2 separate regions of the Homo sapiens genome follow, and region 1 is linked to region 2. Evidence: chromatin contacts called from ENCODE Hi-C or POLR2A ChIA-PET data. All regions are on one chromosome and are shown on one strand. The core of a region is the stretch at or near the end of the contact, and the rest is flanking DNA. Distances in the headings are between cores, read along the strand shown. Region 1 has its middle 31 kb from the start of TSPAN5-DT. Region 2 overlaps TSPAN5 (tetraspanin 5).

Region 1 (5,899 bases), core at 3,196-5,695, 170 kb before region 2:
ACTTATTCTATAACTAGTTAGAATCATTTATTTTTGCAGGGTAATCATAATACTTCATCTGGAAGCTAAATTTTTCTTTGCAGATAACAGAAATAGAATCTCAAAAATATGTAACATGAAAGGGTGAAGATAGAAATTTCTCTCCAAGATTTATAATGAGGGGATAGGTAATCCACATAAATAACGAGCCCAGCATTTTTATAGACTAAATGAGGCCAGTCATTTGTAAAGATATTTCATTTCGTACTTCAGCAGCTCTCTGGGCCTTTAAAAATGCAGTGCACAGCCACGAGTTAATGCTTGTACAGGACTGCATACCTTTTAATCCAGCCGGAGAGTCAGCCCTGAAAGCAATGCATTTAACAGGAAACATCAGTGGCTCACGAATGTTCAGGAAGAGAGCCTGCTGACATGAACGTTCAGGAAAGAGAGTGCAAAAAGAGCCTTTCTGATTTTTTTTTTTTTTTTTTTTTTTTTTGGCAGACGGTGATAATGAAGGGAAAAGATTGGCTTGAGGACTGTGGGGGAAGGGGATCCACTAGCCCCTTAGAATATGGTTTCCACATTCCCATCGCTGCAATCTGCTTTAAGGCTGAAGAGTTTCTGAAGTTCTCTGATATCCACAGCCAGCTCAATTCACATAAGCGCAAATTTTAAGAGCCGCATTTTGGGCCTTCGGTAACATGGCTCTCACCCCTGAACTCTCAAGACCCTAACAATACTGAGAATTTACTTGGGAATGGGTAATTATGTGGAATAAGTATGAAATACTGGGAAAAGCATGAATTTAGCTACAGAGAGCCTTGCATGGAGATCCTGACTGCACAACTTACTAGCTGTGTGGTGATGGGTAGGACGCTTGAACTTCCCAAGCCTGTGTCCTCATCTCTAAAGTTCACTCAACAAATACTTATTCAACACCCACCATGAGCCACCATGAGCTGTTCTAGGTGCTGGGAATACAGAGCCCTGCCCTCATGGAGTATCCAGTCAGAGCTTAAATCCTCACAGCAAAGTGTCCCTGGAGAATTGTGAGGATCGGAGCTTCTGTCAGGGAGTTCCTGGAGCATTGTAGGAGGGCTTAACAGACATCAGCTCCTTCTCTATGAGAAGTTGATACATTCTTGAGGGTCCACTTGAGAATTCCTGGAGCCCTCAATGGGCAGAGTCAGAGCAGTTACCAGGGCACTCATGACCAAATATGGAGCTTAGATATCTCCTGTTTCCCGAGAAGGCTGCAACCAGCTCTGGAATCTCTGCATTATCAAACTTTAGACACCTGACCTTGTCATGAAATGTGGCAAACTCCACCTGGCTCTACGAGGTGAGCTATTTAGAGTTGCATCTCTTGACCCAGGCGACCAGGTATAGATTACTGAATTTCAAAATTCATTTGTCCATCTGTTCTCAGGAATTCAGAGTCAATCCATTCATATACCTACTTTGTAGCAGCCACTGGGTTGGGGAACATTAGGGACAAGTTAGGCTTGACCCTGTTGGAGCCTACTGTCTAATGGTTTGTTTGTGTAGGAGGTGGGAGGGTGGCTGATAAACAGGTACTATAAGAGTGCCTATTCAGGCACATAGACCCTAAGTCATACTGCCTGGGTTCAAATGCCTCAGTTTCTTCGTCTGTCAACTGGGAGAACCCTGATAGGACTGTTGTAGGCATTAAATAAACAAATATATAATCAAATCACTGGGATGCCATGTTGGTGATTACAGCAGTGTTGAGTCTTATTAAAGGCGGCATCAGTGTGATCTAAGGGCTTAGGGAATGGTCTCTGAGAGAATGTCGCTTAAGCTGTGACCTAAAGAATAAATAGAAGGAAAGTTGGGTGGCTTCTATTCCAGGTAGGGGAACTGTCAAGTGGTGGCATTAAGGGGAAACAATGGAGACATTTTTATTGTTGTTGTTTTGCAGAAACACTGTTGTGAGTTGAGTCCCCTCCCTGTACTGGCACTATGCTGGACAATGCAGGTACAGAGGTGGTGATCTTGCCACCATTCCCTCCAGGTGAGATAATGACAGATGAGGCAGCAAGTGTGATTGGGTGATCCAGACACCAAGAGAGCAGCATGAACAGATGGCTATAGGGGCACCAGCAAGCAGCAGTTGATTGCTTGGGGGCATGATTTAGCAAGGGGTTCACGGAGGAGGTGATGCTAGAAAGGTGAGGTGTGGTCATGAGGCAGGGAGGCAGAGAAGGGCATTTCATTGTAGGCCAACGGATCAGGGTGGGCAAAGGCCCAGAAATATGGTGCAGCTAGGCGCATTTGAGGAGGAGTGAGGAGTTTCGGGTGACTAGAGTGCATAGTTCCCAGCAGCGGCAAAGGGAGGTGTGGGAGAGATGTGGCTGGAGCGTGAGGGGGGCTTGGTCATCCTGGAGGGCCTTGGAAACCAAGCCAAAAGTTTAGATTTCATCCTGAAGAGCATTTAGAAATAGCTGTCTGGCAGCAGCATGGAGGGATGAATTGGAGGTGAGTGGGACAAGAAACTGAGAGGAATTAGGAGATAGCTGCCAAAGTCCAAGCAAGATAATAGGAGGGATCGAACCATGATTAGGACATGCAGAGCAAAGAAGAGGGAATGAAACCCAGAGGTATCTCCTATAGCACTGAGTAACTGGTGGATCAAGGGAGGTCCTGATGGGGTGACTGAATGAATAGTGGATTAATACACAGCATAGAGCAGGGTCTCAATGACCATGGGTGGGCTGGACAAGTGCAAGCAGAGAGAATGCATGCCTTCCAAAGGGCACAGCTGTGCTCAGCTCCACCTGATCACTAATGGTTACTGCAATGGTTATCTATTGCTGGGTAACAAATTACCCCAACACGTATTGACTTAAAACACAAACATATTTTCTCACAGTTTTTGTGGGCCAGGAATCCAGGCATGGTTTAACTGGGTCCTCTAATCCATGGTCTCTCACAAGACAATAATAAAGGTGTCAGCTGTGTCTGTGGTCTTGGCTTAAGGTTCAACTGAGGGAGGATCTACTTCTGAACTCATTCATGTGGTTGTTGGCAGGCCTCAGGTCCCTGGTGGCTGGTGGCTGATGGAATTGGTTCCTTTTCATATGGGTCTCTCCTTAAGGCAGCTCATAATAGGGCAGTCAGCGCCTCTCCAGAGCAAGCGAGGAAGAAAGATGGAAGGCAGTCTTTTTGTAACCCAATCTCAGAAGTGACATCCTATCATTGTTGCTGGATTCTGTTAATTAGAAGTGAGCCAAGTTCACCACACACTCAAGGGGAGGAGATTTGACAAAGGCATGCAAACCAGGAGGTAAGCATCATTGGAAACCACCTTAGTGACTACACTACAATATTCGTCTTTGAGAATACAACTCAGTGTTGGGACTGCCTGATTTTTCAAGAAAAATTGGAGATCTGATTTTTATGTGAAATCTTCCAATTTGAAAATACTGGCCCTTAATCCCAACAATTTTTTTTATATGCATTTGGTCAAATAAAACTCTCTCAAGCATGACCCATGGGAGACCATTATGAATCCTCTGGTACAGGGACCAGAGAAATAGGAGCAGAATTAGAGGAGAGGGAGCAGAGGTTAGGATGTTTGCCTCGTTCTTTACTTGAGGAAGTTGGGAGAGCCAAGTCATTGTTAAAATGATGGGAGCTTGAAAAAGATGAATGCCAATCATTCAATCCAGATAACTGTATTCGTATAAATTCTACAGTCATGTTGGTAAAGATGACTTGTTTTCATTAAAGAGAAGCCTTTGATCTCTGATCTGACAGCTGCACATCTATATAAAATGAGACACTTTGACATCTGCAGCTCTGATCTCAATTGGACAGGTGGTTTCCTGCACACTAATGGAACAGAAAGACAATTGAGCATTATTAGATAAGAGAGAATGTTCTCACACACAGGAAAACAGCTTTTTCCTTTGAAAAAAAACATGATAAAGAACAGAAAATGACTGACAGAATCAGAGCTTCCTAACTGTCAGAAGAGCTGTTTCAGCTACACTCTGGCCTCTGTTAGGGGAGATTAGGATCGTTTTCAGAAAAGTATTGAACATACCTTAGCATTAGCTGACTCAGGGAGGAATTTGCTGGTAAAATAAGCCTGTTCTCGGAGTGTGCCAAAGAGCTAAGATGCAGCTTGGGTTTTTCATAAACAAAGCAAACACTTTAGTGAAGCCTAATTTATACACATTCACTGAAAAGTTTAGTAAGCAGGAAAACTTCTTAGTGGAAAACCTTTTTTGCGTCTTCATTCAGCAAATACTTATGGAGTACACACATGGCTAGATGATGGAGATACTGTAGGAAAGACAGCCAAGGTCACTCTGCCCCAGTGCCTTACAGACTAGAGGACAAGGCGGATATGGAATAATGATAACAAAACAAAACTCTGAGTCACGTTTTGTCAGAGGAAGTAGAGGTGCCATGGGAGCTTCACCCCAAGGTGACCTATCTCAAGCCAGTGACTTGGGGAAGGCATCCAGAGAACTCAAAGATGAGTAAGAATTGCCCAGTTCAAAGTGGTGAGGTGGTGGGGTATTGGGAGAGGCTTTGGGCTATTTACTGCTTAAGTGGTAACACAGGAAATATTTTTTACGTATTTCACATTCAGCATTGGATTTTCTCTTCAACACTCAAATTATTATAGTACATCCTGAAAAAAAAGTCAGCTCACATTTGTACTAGAACTATAAAGTAGAAAATAAGCATTTCTTAGGATATTAATAACAGTGGGTTCTTTTGCCTAGAAAGCAAATCCTATATTTTTATCTCATTTCTCTTGTCACATAGAAGAAGCTATGTAAAGCCAGAAGATGAGCACACATGATAGATGAGGTTGTAGAGAAACCTTATGAGCTGCTGCTGGAATGTAAAATGGTGCAGGCACTTTGGAAAACAGCCTGGCAGTTTCTCAAACAGGCAGAGAGTTGCCACATGACCCAACAATTCCACTGTTAGGTACATACACAAGAGAAATGGAAACATATGTCTATACAAAAACCTCGACATGAATGTTTATTCAAAATATCCACAATAGTCCCAAAGTGAAAACAACCCAAATGTCCTTCAGCTGCTGAATGGATAAGCAAAATGTGGCATAGCCACACAATAGAATATTATTCAGCTATAAAAAGAAATGAAGTACCGATAGACACTGCAGCATGGATGGACCTTGAAAACACGATGCTAAGTGCAATAAGTCACAAAAGTCGCATTTTCATTTATAGAAAATGTCCAGAATAGGAAAATCTATAGATACAGAAAGTAGATTAGTGGTTGCATGGGCTGGGCGATGAACAGGAGAATGGATGAGAGTCAGAGCTCAAGGGTACAAGGTTGCTTTCTGAGCTGAAGGAAACGTTCTAAAATTGTGGTGATGATTGTACATATCTGGGAATATGCTAAAAACCACTAAATTGCATACTTTAAATGGGTGACTCTTCAGGCACGTGAACAGCTCAATGAAGCTGTTGAAGCAAGCACACAAGCACCCCGTCCTTCCTAGCTAGGTAGTAGAGCCCGCTAGCACAGGTGGGTGTGGGGTTTGGCTCCTGATGCCAAAGCACAGCCCTGCTCTTCCAGGGAAGGTTCTTTGGTCTTTGCCTTCTTTTCTTTCTATTCATTTTTTTCTTCATCCTCAATAAACATCAGGAATACTTAGGTGTTATATTTTTTCCTTCTTTTTAAATCTTTATTTACTAGCCTCTGGTAATGTATTAGAGGTGCAATATCTTTAATTTTGTTTGGAATTGTGATGCTTTACCCTCTATACCATACCTAAGACCTTCATTTTCAAATGTTTACCACTGTTTTTAACCATCCCCATGTATCATTTCAGCCTTTTCCCCAGGACTTTAAGCTTGCCAGTTCTGCATTAATCTATGAGACTCAGCTTCGTGGAGTA
Region 2 (6,181 bases), core at 1,427-3,926:
GCTGGTCCCTTGGTACCCATAACACATACAGCTATGCTGATCAGGCCTTAACCCTTCTAGCCCAGAGGTTCTCAAACTTCAACACATGTCACAATTACCTGCAGGGCTTGTTAAGAAGACAGAACTTGCTGGGCCCTGCCCCCAGAGTTTCTGATGTAGTAGGTCTCGAGCTGCCTCAGAATTTGCATTTCTGACAAGTTCCCTGGTGCTACCACTGGTGCGGGACCATAGCCTGCCTAGTGCCTTGTCTGGCTCTCTCTGCTCCAGCCCTGGAACCACTTGCAGGTTCCTGAAGGGAGATGCTGTTTCAGGCTTTGATCCTTTTGGATAAGCTGTTGCCTCTACAGGAGATAGTCTTTCTATCGCCGTCTCTTTAAAATACAGTTCAAGTGTCACTTCCTAGGAAGCTTCCTCTGACCCCTGCAGTGATCTCATAGTTTCTGTGGCAACCCATGTGCATCTCTGGGAATGCTCCATTTCTGTAATTGAGTTGTCATTTTATTTATGTATCTCCCACCCACTCCCACCAGACCATTAGCTCTTTAAGAAAAGATATCATTCATTTTCTTTTTCACCCTTCTATCCCTGGCACCTAGCATGGTGGCTGGTATATACTGAAGATATTCATTAAATAAGTTGAATGATATAATCCTACTTTTACCTTAAAGAATAATTCTATTTTGGTTTTTATTTGCATTAACCTTTATCATACCTTGTTTTTAAATGTCAGGATAGACTGGGTGTGGTGTGGCTCACGCCTGTAATCCCAGCACTTTTGGAGGCTAAAGGGGGGAGGATCACTTGAGCCTAGGAAAAGTTAAAAAAAAAAAAAAAAAAGTCAAGATGTTTCAACATAAAAACAGTGTGCATCTGACAGTATTAAACTTTCGAAGCTACCATTAGAGAGAGCTTATAACTCAGCTGTCTAATGCAAACCGCAGTTTATTCCTACAAAGGCTGATGTTTGTCTATAGATAACTTACTTCTCATGCCTCTGATTTGAAGTGCTTGAGTTATTCCTCAGTCTTTCTCAGCCTTCAGAACATTTCTCTGGTATGTTTTTCAGCCTTGGATTTATCTAATCAGGGAGTTACAGATGGAATAGTGCAAGCCTTTCTTTTACTGAGACAAGCAAAGATTAGTGGGCTGTAAACTTGCAGCCTCCATGTTTCCATCCAAAAGAGGATGGCTCATCCCTCACTTTCCCTTTTACGTGCCTGCATTGCTTGGGTAATTTCCAAGAAGAGTATCAGTTTGATTGCTTGCACAGCCCTCCCTTCTCTCCCCTCCCCATCTCAGATGACTAGTCCTTGCCAAAATGTCAAGTTCCAAACCCTAACAAAAGAGTTTGCAAACAAGACTGTCCCTGGATTGTAGACATTTCTTCAAGGGGTGCCTGGCCTTCTCCTGGTGTAGTGCAAGTTCAAAGGCAAAGAGCCCTTTCATCCTCTGGGAAAACAGAGAACACAGTTCCAAAAATGCTTGGATACCTCCAAATAGACCTCCTCCCCTGCCTCACCCCTTTCCCAGGCTCTGCTATGTGGTGTTTTTCAGGAACCATTCTGTGGATTTTAGCCATATCATTCTGCTTCCATAGTTCAACAAGCAAGCAGCAGACAGCTCTTTCCTGCAAGTGGATGTGTGGCTGAATTATATATTCCTTACACAGCAAGTAACAACATCTTGCCCAGTAGTTCAGAACAACTGGTATCTCCATTCAATTATTTGGAAAGAAATTTCCCTCTGCCAGAGCATGATTAGTCTCTGAGCACCATCAGTCTCATGCCTGTTTTGCATATCTTGTAGCTTACTGTAAGCTTGTCACAGGATTAAAGCATGAAAGCAATTGATCTGGTCTCTTATTTATGTCTTAGGACCAGTCTTAATCTGTTTTGTGGTGTTGCTACAATAGAATACCCGAGACTGGGTGATTTATAAAGAAGAGACATTTACTTAGCTCATGGTTCTGCAGGCTGGGAAGTTCAAGGGCATGGCCCTGGTTTCTGGCAAGGGCTTCCATGCTGCATCATAACATGGTGAGATGCACAAAGGGGAGACAGACACGTGCAAAGAGGGATCAAACAGGAGAAGGAATCTCACTTAATGCCAACCAACTCTTGTGGGAAATAATTCATTCCCAGAGAACTAATCCAGTCTCAGGAGAGCAAGAACTCACTACTGTTAATACAAGTGTTCAGTTACCTCTAGAACAGCTGCAAGCCATTCATGAGAGCTCTGCCCCCATGACCCAAACACCTCCCACTAAGCCCCACCTTCTGACACCACCACATTGGGGATCAAATTTCAACATTCATTTTGGTGAGGGCAGACAAACCGTGCTCAAACCATAGCAGAATGCTTTTGGCTGCATGTAACAGAATGCCCCCAAAGTAGCTTTAGCTAAGATGAGAGGCGCTTACTTAAAATAGGAGCCCAGGGGATTGCATGGAACCCAGCATAAGGAGTGCAACCACAGGTCCCGGGATAAGAAGCTGGAAGCAGTCAGGAACATAAGCTACTCTGGGTCTCTTTTCTACTTTCTATATCTACATAATATCCCCCAGTCTATTCTAGCATGAGGGAGACTAGGCTGAGAAAAATCACTTTGTCCAATACCAGACTCTTGGGAAATGGGAGACTCTGGCCCAGCCTGGTATTCAGTGGAACAGCTCTTCCTGAGTCATATGTCTGACCCTAGTGACTCATCTGTCCAGAGAGTGGGAGAAGGCCCATCCTCCACAAATATGCGTACAGGAGCCCCTGTTGGGGCAGGGCCAGTTTTCAGAAAGGGGGATGTAGATGGAGGAGCTAACTCGATTAATATTGGTTATCATTTGTATCCCACGTTCTTCTGAAAGGATTCTGTAAAAAAATAGGCACAATGAAACCAAACCCATTCACACAGGATATCATGCAAAAACCAGGAGCAATAAGGTTACGGAGAGGAAAGATGCATCTAGAAGCCCTGATGGAGAGAAACTTCTTTAATGCAGAAATTAAATTAATCAAAATTAGTGGATTTAAAAGTTCTGGGGCTAGTCATCCAGAATTCATGAACTAGGTTGCTAAGAAAAGCAATGGAAAAGATGTGAAATTAAGTACCATATGAGTATCTGACTAGAGTGTGTTAGTTTGTTTTAAATGCATGGGATACTGTATACATTTTTTCCTGGAATGACCCTCAAGCTGAAATTGAGGAGAGAAGATAAATGGGAGGCCGGATGCTGCCACTTCCTGTGAGCACATGCTCTCTGGTTAGGACAGGCCCCATCACTGATCTCTGTTATCTAATCCCAGGTCACATCACTCCTCCATAATCCTCTGTGTTTGGGTGTGTGTGTGTGTAAATGTCAAATAAGGGCACATGCAGCAAGTGATACAGAAGTTCAGGAGAGGGAGAGAGAGAGAGAGAGAGAGAGCCTCTGATCACTGTGAACTAGTATATTTTCTTGTATTTGGAGGAGGCAGGACGTGAAGCTGCATTTCATTTTGACCAGTTGTAGATGGCAGGGTTGGAGGGGCAGGTTGAGAAATGTGTCAGGAGGGGGGCAGGAACTGATATTAATGACAATACTTGCCAAGCACTCAGTGCTCACGTGGTCACATCAACACACACAATTGCTTTGTGCAGTTCTGAGGTGCCCTTCTTATCTGCATGTGACAGGTAAGGACACCAGAGCTCTAAGAAGTCAAGAAACCCTCCAGTGATTCTTTGTCTCAGGAGAAACCAGAGTCCTCACCACAGCCTGCAAAGCCCAACACAACCTGGCTCCTATCATCCTCTGTGCTGTGTCTTGCAGCCACTTGGTGGCTGTGCCTCCAGACTTTCCCTGGAATGCTGTTCCCCCGACACCTGCCATTCACTCCTTCACCTCTTTTGTGTTTTTGCTTATATGTCACTTTCTTAGTGAAGACCTCTGTTATTTGCTCTGCTTTCATATTGCAGTGCCTCCTCTGTCTTCTGCCACATGACAAGCCCGTGACACTGATCTCTTTCCACAGCACTTCCCATTTTAAAAAATTCCCTGCATCTACTCACTTATGTTTCTTTATATTGCCTTTCTCTTCCTGCACACTTCAACTAGAATGTAAACCCCACAAGACCAGTCACTTTGTTTTGTTTCCCAGTTTATCCAAAGCCCCTAGATGACCTCCTTGCTCATGGTAGGTGCTCAATAAATATTTGCCAAATGAATGAAGACCCTTTCCCAAGATCATGAAACTACGTAGCACTGGAGTCAGGGTTCAGCAGGCAGAGTGCACTCGGGCCACACTGAAAGGAGGCCATCAGGATGAAGTGACATGAGAGATGGTGACCCTGGCTGGATGGGACATGTCCTGTTTACAGTTTGAGCTTTATCAGTCACGCCATCTTACCATGAGGACTCCGGACAGTTTGAATGTACAAACTGGGACACGGGGACCCAATGGGAAAACTGGGATTGACTTTCTGCATATTGAATTTTCCACCAGCCCACAGTTACTCCTTTGACATGGCCAGAATTATCCCCAGAGGTTTTTTTATTCCTGAAATAAGTCCCTCCTCTATAAAGACATTTATTTTGTTATTATAAGTATTTAGCACATTTGTGTGGACCCTGCTAAAACGAGTGTTGTTCAGACTAAAGTGTCAGAAAATATATAATACAGAGTACAGGTGCTGCAGCTTCAGGAAAATACAACTTTCCTAATGGCACTTCTCCCCTTGCCTCCCTTCTATGCTAAATTTTTAAATGCATTTCTCCTGTTTATTCAGGCAGGGATTAACATTTTCTTAAAGACTTCATCAGAATGTTGGGTTTTTTTCCATTCATTGTTATTTAGGATGATATTTTTGTGACTCCAATTTAGGTAAGAAGATTGACTTGATCTTTATTTTCCTCTATCATATTTACCTTGTGTGCTGTTATTTTGAGTCTGTTCACAGGATCCTGGGCAGATGCCATCAATGTAATTGCTATGTTTTTAAGCAAAGAGGATTGAAAGTGTCAATTTAAGAATTGTCTAGGAACTTGATATATACTATCTATCTATCTATCTATCTATCTATCTATCTATCTATCTATCTATTTGCTTTTTATGAATAAAAGTAGCAGGGGTGTTGGAAATATATGTATATTTTTAAATAATTTATTTTTTAAAAGTATACAAACCGAAATTTATTTCAAAGAGAATTCAGATAGCAGCCAAAATACACAGAAAAGAAAACTGTCCTTCAGAAGTGCCACTAGATCAAGCTAGTTATGAAATTGGCACCTGAGAATAACTTCTGTCAGAGGGGATGTAAGTCTTTGGAATTTTGAAGAGCCATAGTCTCTGTAGAAGATGCCAGAAATGTAGGCATTATCCTTAACACTTCCTTTTCCTTCCCCTTCCTCCCACCCCCACTGAAAATGTCAGTTTTACTTCTCAGTAGCTCTCAATTCCGACCGTTTCACCGTATTTCAGCCCAGGACATGATCACATCTTGCCTGTATTACCAAAGTCACCTCCTTTTGATCACTGTAGATGCACTCAGACTCTAATCTTTTCTGCGGCCCAGATCCTCATTTTTCCAAAGCCCAGATCTGCAAAGACCTGCCTGCCTACCCCACCCCTGCTCACCACACATAGCTGGCCTTTAAATGGCTTCCTGGCACTTGTAGGAGAATGACTGGATTCCTTAAGGTGGGCTACAAGGCCTGCATGGGCTGGTCCATGCTCGTGTCTCTAATTGCAAACCTGCTGTACCTTCCCCACTTCCCCCATTCTCTGTGCACCAGCCACAGCAATTGCCTTTTAGACCTGTTTACTTGTCATGCTTCTCTCTCTACTGGGACTTTGTACATTCTGCTCTGCCTGAAACACTCTTCCTCCTTTCTTTGCTCATTAACTCCTTCTCATCCTTTGGACTACATGTACGCATTTCTCACTCAGGGAAACCTTCAGATGCCCCTCCAGGTCAAATCCCCCTGTTATAGTTTCTTTGGCCTTATTTGTTTCTCCTTTGTAGCACCATTAGGAATGATTTTACGTTTTACTCTTTATTTGAGGACTCTCTCTCTCTCTTACTGGACTGTATGCTCATTGGAGGCAGGAACTGTTTCTGTTTTCTTACCTTCATTTATCCCAAGAGAAAAGTAGTGTCTAGTACAAAATAGGAACTCAAGAATATTTGTTGCAGATTATAAATGAATGGATG

What was found. A loop is a pair of places that touch in the nucleus more often than their neighbours do. ChIA-PET counts read pairs that join two places held with the same protein, here RNA polymerase II (POLR2A). Pooled maps may share reads with other maps.
Region 1: a pooled map shows a loop between it and region 2 (3-fold over the local background). The contact joins two enhancer-like sites. A Hi-C loop is called at or near these places in 3 of 50 pooled maps. POLR2A ChIA-PET finds 5 or more read pairs at or near these places in 3 of 52 experiments (GM12878, activated CD4-positive, alpha-beta T cell and activated T-cell).

What each region holds. Positions count from the first base shown.
Region 1 is chr4:98,687,082-98,692,980 of GRCh38, reverse strand. No RefSeq gene overlaps it. Among named protein-coding and RNA genes, the nearest start is that of TSPAN5-DT, 31 kb to the right of the region's middle. RefSeq lists a cis regulatory region at 5,709-5,899. Within about 2 kb of position 4,445, at least 5 of the 41 ENCODE cell types and tissues checked have a DNase peak (open chromatin) inside an H3K27ac peak, as active enhancers do.
Region 2 is chr4:98,512,751-98,518,931 of GRCh38, reverse strand. The region is part of intron 1 of TSPAN5 (tetraspanin 5); the gene reads left to right. Among named protein-coding and RNA genes, the nearest start is that of TSPAN5, 140 kb to the left of the region's middle. RefSeq lists an enhancer at 5-84. Within about 2 kb of position 2,676, at least 5 of the 41 ENCODE cell types and tissues checked have a DNase peak (open chromatin) inside an H3K27ac peak, as active enhancers do.